2 separate regions of the Homo sapiens genome follow, and region 2 is linked to region 1. A link is an interaction called in ENCODE POLR2A ChIA-PET data of the cell type or tissue named here. Cell type or tissue: Caco-2. All regions are shown on one strand. Each heading gives the region's core, and the rest is flanking DNA. Links, peaks and the distances in the headings are about the cores only.

What was found. ChIA-PET counts read pairs that join two places held together with the same protein. Peaks named below come from ENCODE experiments on the same cell type or tissue, not always from the same donor. Only the 100,000 strongest peaks of a DNase experiment are listed, where the experiment ranks them.
Region 2: POLR2A ChIA-PET joins it to region 1 with 10 read pairs; 3 of 35 experiments call an interaction of 5 or more read pairs at or near these places.

What each region holds. Positions count from the first base shown.
Region 1 is chr20:48,724,401-48,727,314 of GRCh38, reverse strand. PREX1 (phosphatidylinositol-3,4,5-trisphosphate dependent Rac exchange factor 1) reads left to right here. Exons shown (of 40, transcript NM_020820.4): 5 at 924-1,025. Among named protein-coding and RNA genes, the nearest start is that of PREX1, 100 kb to the left of the region's middle. In Caco-2, for the core only: no CTCF peak of the experiment used is centred there; a DNase peak (open chromatin) is centred at 1,514.
Region 2 is chr20:49,055,881-49,058,794 of GRCh38, reverse strand. It overlaps CSE1L (chromosome segregation 1 like), which reads right to left. Exons shown (of 25, transcript NM_001316.4): 2 at 247-342. The coding sequence starts at 331. Among named protein-coding and RNA genes, the nearest start is that of CSE1L, 11 kb to the right of the region's middle. In Caco-2, for the core only: no CTCF peak of the experiment used is centred there; no DNase peak of the experiment used is centred there.

The DNA.
Region 1 (2,914 bases), core at 156-2,655:
GTAACGGTATTCCATTCCTAAGAGAGCTGTACTTTTTAACTCTGCAAGCCAAAATAGAGGTATGCATATGACAGAATCACGTACACTCCTCCCAGCTAAAGAACTAGGACATTTTCAGTAACAGTTGAAGGTTCTTGGTTCACTTTCCAACCCAAAACTCTCCCTCCACAGAGGGAACCCCCACTGGAATTGGGTGCATTCCTTTAACACGCATGTCTTTATATTTGACCTCATACATGCTCTCCATAAACAGCGCATAGTTTTATGTGCCATGTCTTTAAAAGATCTCTGTAAGTGGCTTCATACTGTACATATCCTTCTTTCTTTTGCACAAGAGTACATTTTTGGGGTTCGCCCGTGTTGCTACGTGTGGCCCTGGTTATCTCATTTTAACTGCTGCATAGCTAGCTACCATTGTATAAATCTGCTGCAAACAGACTGAAACAAAAATACAGATGTTTCCATTCTCAGGTGATGGATATTTAGGTCGCGTCCCATTTTTTACTGTTGTAAGCAAGGCATTTTTGAGTCTCCTGGTGTGTATATGTGAAAGCTTCTCTAGACCAGGAATGGGTGAATTTTTCTGTAAAAGGCCAGATAGTCAATATTTTAAGTTTTGCCACTATATGGCCTTTTTTTCCCCAACAACTCAGCTCTGCCGTTGTAGCTTGTAGGGGGCCACAGCCAATGTGATGGATGTGGCTGTGTTTCTAATAAAACTTACCAAAATGGGGAGTAGGCAAGATTTGGCCCAGTAGGGTTTGTGTTGGTTGTAGATGATGCACGTTTTCACTTCTACGGGTCGCTAAATCGCTTGCCAAGTGATTGTAGCTGTGCTCTGAGAGCGTTTCTCATGGTTGAGGGTGGCTATGTCCCTGTGCTATCCTTGGTGGGTTTCATGAAGGTCTCCTGTCCCTTTGCAGAGCTGCATGCTTCTGGGAGGCCGGAAGACCACGGACATCCCTTTGGAAGGCTACCTGTTGTCTCCGATCCAGAGGATCTGCAAGTACCCGCTCCTCCTTAAGGTGAGACTTTCCCGTATTTGAAGTGACAGAAAACTCTTTGGCTTCAGCATAACATAAAATTTGTTAGTTCAAGTATCTGAGAAGTCTAGCAGCAGTGTCAGCTTTGGGCCGGGCTGGATTTAAACCAGGACCCTGCCTCTTTCTCTCTCGTTCACCCTGCTTTCCACCATTCAGGCTTATTTTCAGTGTGGCAGCAGGTGGCTGTGGTTCTCCTGGCCTCACATCCTCTCAAGTTTAAGGTCAGTGGGAAAGAGTGAACCTCTCTACTAAGAGCTGAGGAAAGTCCTGAGATTCATTCTGTCTTTGGCTATCTGCAGCCAGGGGAAGGTCATATGCCAAATGGTTTGGGCCTGAGTCATGCGCTTTGACCTGGACAAATTACATGAAGCCTTTGCATGTACCATTTATCATCCTCCAGTCAGCTTAGACCCGTGCTTTACCCCTGAACCAATCACTATTGCTGTGCTCTGATTAGCTGAGACATGGTCTCACTCCACTCTGATCCAATGACAGTGAGCAGGGCAGTGTTGTGTTCTGATTGGCTGAGACCTGGGTCAGGTGCTGCACTCCTGAACCAATCATTTTGAGCAAGGGAATTCTAATTGGCTCAGACTTGGGTCATGTGCTCCAACCTTGAACCAATCACTAGGTCCCACAGGCCATGAGTGAGGACAGATGAACCCCACGTGACCAAAGTCTGAGCTGTTTGTGGAAGGCAGGGTGAGGGCAGGCATAGGTGTTGGCTGGGCAAATGCAGCCTTCCATACACCTGCTGTTTCCTTCCCTGCCGCCAGCCCTGGCTTTGTCTTGGCTGGGCAAAGCAGGGAAGGTTTGCTGCTTCTGTGGGGATGGAGAAGTCTTGATTCTAGGCTTCAGCCTGGCTGCTGGACAGATCCTGAGCCCAGGGGACGGCTCTTCCGCCTTCCACTGCTCTCAGCCCAGGGTTTCAGCCCTTGGAAATGGCTGAACAAAATGGCTATTGGCCGGAGCCTGTCCTGGCTCTGTCCTGAAGGCAGCTGTGTTTTAGGTTCCCTGTGGGGGGATTAATTTGGCTGGTGGGGCCTCATTCACGCACCTGCTCACAGGGGTTTGTGTATTTTTGCTCCATGAACTGGAAGCAAAAGGGGAGGGGAAGGGTACCAGGGCATTCTTCATCTTGGTTTTCTGCTGGAGAAGGTGGGTGATGCTGGAGCCTCTGAACTGGGCCAGACCCTGGGGCCATCAGCTCTGCCCACGAACACAGGACTTTGCTGTGCGCAGCCGTGGGGGTGGGACGCAGCTCTCCCATGCCTCCTCTGGTCTGCTCCTGCTGTTGATCTCTCCCAGCAATCTCGAAAGGAACTTCAGCACTTGTTGTTGCCATGGCTTCGATCCCTAGATAGGTCTTAGAAATGCTGTAGCTCAGGTCTTCACCTGGTTGTGGAAGAAGCTTCAGGTGAAACTTATAAACTGGTAGCCTGTGGACCAAATCGGGCCTGCAGATGTGCTTTGTGTGATCTGTGTGATGTGTCTTTCGAACTTGGATTAGCTACCAGCATTAAGAGACAGTGTACTGTAGTGGTTAGAGACAGGGTGGGCAAAACTGTGGCCTCTGGGCCAAATATAGCCCATGGCCTGTTTTTATACAGCCTATGAGCTAAGAATGATGTTTACTCTTTTTTTTAAAAGCTTTGTTAAACGAACAAGCAAAACCCCAGAAGAATATGTAGCAGAGAGTGGATGTAGCCAGCAGAGCCTAAAATATTTACCATCTGGCCCTTTACAGCAAAAATGTGCTGACCCCTGGATGAGAGTCAGCCGTTGCAGCCATAAGCAGTCTGGATTTGAATTTCTCTGTCATTTACGAGTGTGTAACCTTGGGCAAGTCACTATCCGTCCCTGTGCCTCAG
Region 2 (2,914 bases), core at 298-2,797, 330 kb before region 1:
TAAACATGTCAGTACTTTTTATCCGAAAACTAGTACTTTTTAATCCCAGAAGATGCCAAATAAAAGCTATTTTACTCAAAAAAGAAACAACACACCATGGTATAGCAGCTGTAACACTTATAAACTACGCTTGAGAACCCAAGTATGAATTTTTTAAAATATATTTATAAGGAGGCAGATAATACATAGGTTTCTCTCACCTGTCCTGAAGGAATTAATCAACCAAAAAACGTTTATTTTCTTTACCTGGACGTCGGATGGCAGGATCAGGATCAAGTGTTTTCTTTAAATATTCTGTTAGTGTTTGCAGATTTGCATCGCTGAGTTCCATTGCTATAGGATCTAAAATATAAAATAAGGTTTGGATAACTGGTCACTTACGGAAAAAGTGATTTACATTTAAAGAAATCCGTTTATATTATGGGTTATTCTCTCTGAAAGTCATCCATCTGTTGTTTTTTATATGGGCAGTAAACCTGACTCTGAGACAAGAGTCCAGCAAATGAGATGTGCCTTTTCCCCCAAAAACAATAGTGAGACAATTTTGTGATAAGGGAGATGAAAAAAAATCCCAAAATTTCAAAAAGATAGTCATAGAAAAAAAAGCTGAAGGACTGCTCGAAGTCACCAAGAAGTTTATATGATTTAATGCTATGGGAAAGGGCTAATAAAGGTTAAGAAAAAAAAAATCACTGGAGGAACTTATTAAAGAAGCCCCATAAGGAGCCCGGGCAGTGGCTCAGGCCTGTAAATCCCGACACTTTGGGAGGCTGAGGTGGGTGGACTGCTTGAGCTCAGGAGTTAAGAGACCAGCCTGTCAACAGGGTGAGACCCCATCTCTACCAAAACTACAAAAAAATTGAAGCCGGGCATGGTGGCTCATGCCTGTAATCCCAGCACTTTGGGAGGCTGAGGCAGGCGGATCACCTGAGGTCAAGAATTTGAGACCAGCCTGGTCAACATGGTAAAATCCCGTCTCTACTAAAAATACAAAAATTAGCTGGACATGGTGGCAGGAGCCTGTAATCTCAGCTACTTGGGAGGCTGAGGCAGGAGAATCGCTTGAACCCGGGAGGCAAAGGTTTCAGTGAGCTGAGATCGCACCATAGCACTGCAGCCTGGGCGATAAGAGCAAAACTCCGTCTCAAAACAAACCAACCAACCAACCCAAAAAATTAGCCAGGCATGGTAGTGGGTGCCTTCAGTCCCAGCTACTCGGAAGGCTGAGGTGGGAAGATGTCTTGAGCCTGGGGGCAGAGGTTGCAGTGAGCTGAGATGGTGCCACTGCACTCCAACTTGGGTGATGGAGCAAGACCTGTCTTAAAAAAAAAAAAAAAAAAGGCCCCACAACGAGAAATTAAAATTTTAAACAGCAAATAAATATCCCACATAAAGTTCTGAGATTAAAGAAACAAGAAATTCCTTCATGTACAACATGTAATCGCAAATACTACAAAGTGCTAAGAATTTGCATCTAGGGAGATAAATTCTAGAGTTCAGAAGATGACAGCTAAGATTATGATTCTAGAAGTTTTCATATTTAAAGCTTAAACAAAACTAAATCACATAATATGCTTATAACTGACCAAAAAACTTCACATCTAACAGATGACAAATTAAAAAAAAAATTTTGTAGAGACAGGGTCTCACAATGTTGCCCAAGCTGGTCTCAAACTCCTGGACTCAAGTGATCCTCCTGCCTTGGCCTCCCAGTGTGCTAGGATTACAGGCGTGAGCCACCGTGCCCAGCCCACAAATTTTAAGCTAACTAAATGGCCTACGTCGATTTAACTACTAACAACATAGGCTAAGAAATACACAGTTCAAGAGATTTATTGTACAACAAGGTGACTATAATAATGTATTGTACACTTGAAAATTACTGGGTATATTTTAAGTGCTTTCACCACACACACACACACACACACACACACACACACACACACAGCATGTGAAGTAATATGTTAATTAGCTTGATTTAGCCATTATACAATGTATACATATTTCAAAACATGCATACCACAAATATATACAATTTTGTCCATTAAAAATGGGAAAAAAAGGAGTCTGAACCCACTCAATTAAAAGGAAAATGAAAAAACACACAGAAACAGCACATACACAGAGTACAAGTGTCAGATGTGCATGATTACCAACAGATCACAAATCCTGGGAATCTTATCAATTGAGCTTTATGGTCTCCAACTTGTTGGTGAGACGATAAAATTAGGTGCAAACTGAGGGAACTTTTTGGGGGTGACAGAGTGTTCTAAAATTGGACTGTGGTGACACATGCATAATCTACATAAATTTACTAACATTTCCCAAACAGTTCACTTAAAATGGATAAATCTTATAGTATGTAAATTGTACTTCAATAAAGCTATTTTAGGCTGGGCGCGGTTGCTCACGCCTGTAATCCCAGCACTTTGGGAGGCTGAGGGGGGTGGATCACCTGAGGTCAGGAGTTTGAGACCAGCCTGGCCAGCATGGTGAATCCCGTCTCTACTAAAAATACAAAATCAGCCGGGCATGGTGGCATGCACCTGTAATCCCAGTTACTTGGGTGGCTGAGGCAGGAGAATCGCTTGAACCTGGAGGCAGAAGCTGCAGTGAACCAAGATTGTGCCACTGCACTCCAGCCTCAGAAAGAGCGAGACTTTGTCTCCAAAAAAAAAAAAAGCGATTTTAGAAAACTCCACTTATGCTTAGATTCCATTAGGCAGCTTTTAGATATATAGCCACATGTAGATGGGAAAGTGGAGCCCTTTCAGGGAAATCATGCACCAAATTAACCAGAGGCTTCTATGAAAAAGAAGAAAAAAACTAAACACACAATTTTTGTAAAATGTAAAAAAGGTCAGTGGAAAAAGTTCAAGGATATCATAATTCAAATTATGAAAAAAAACTTCAC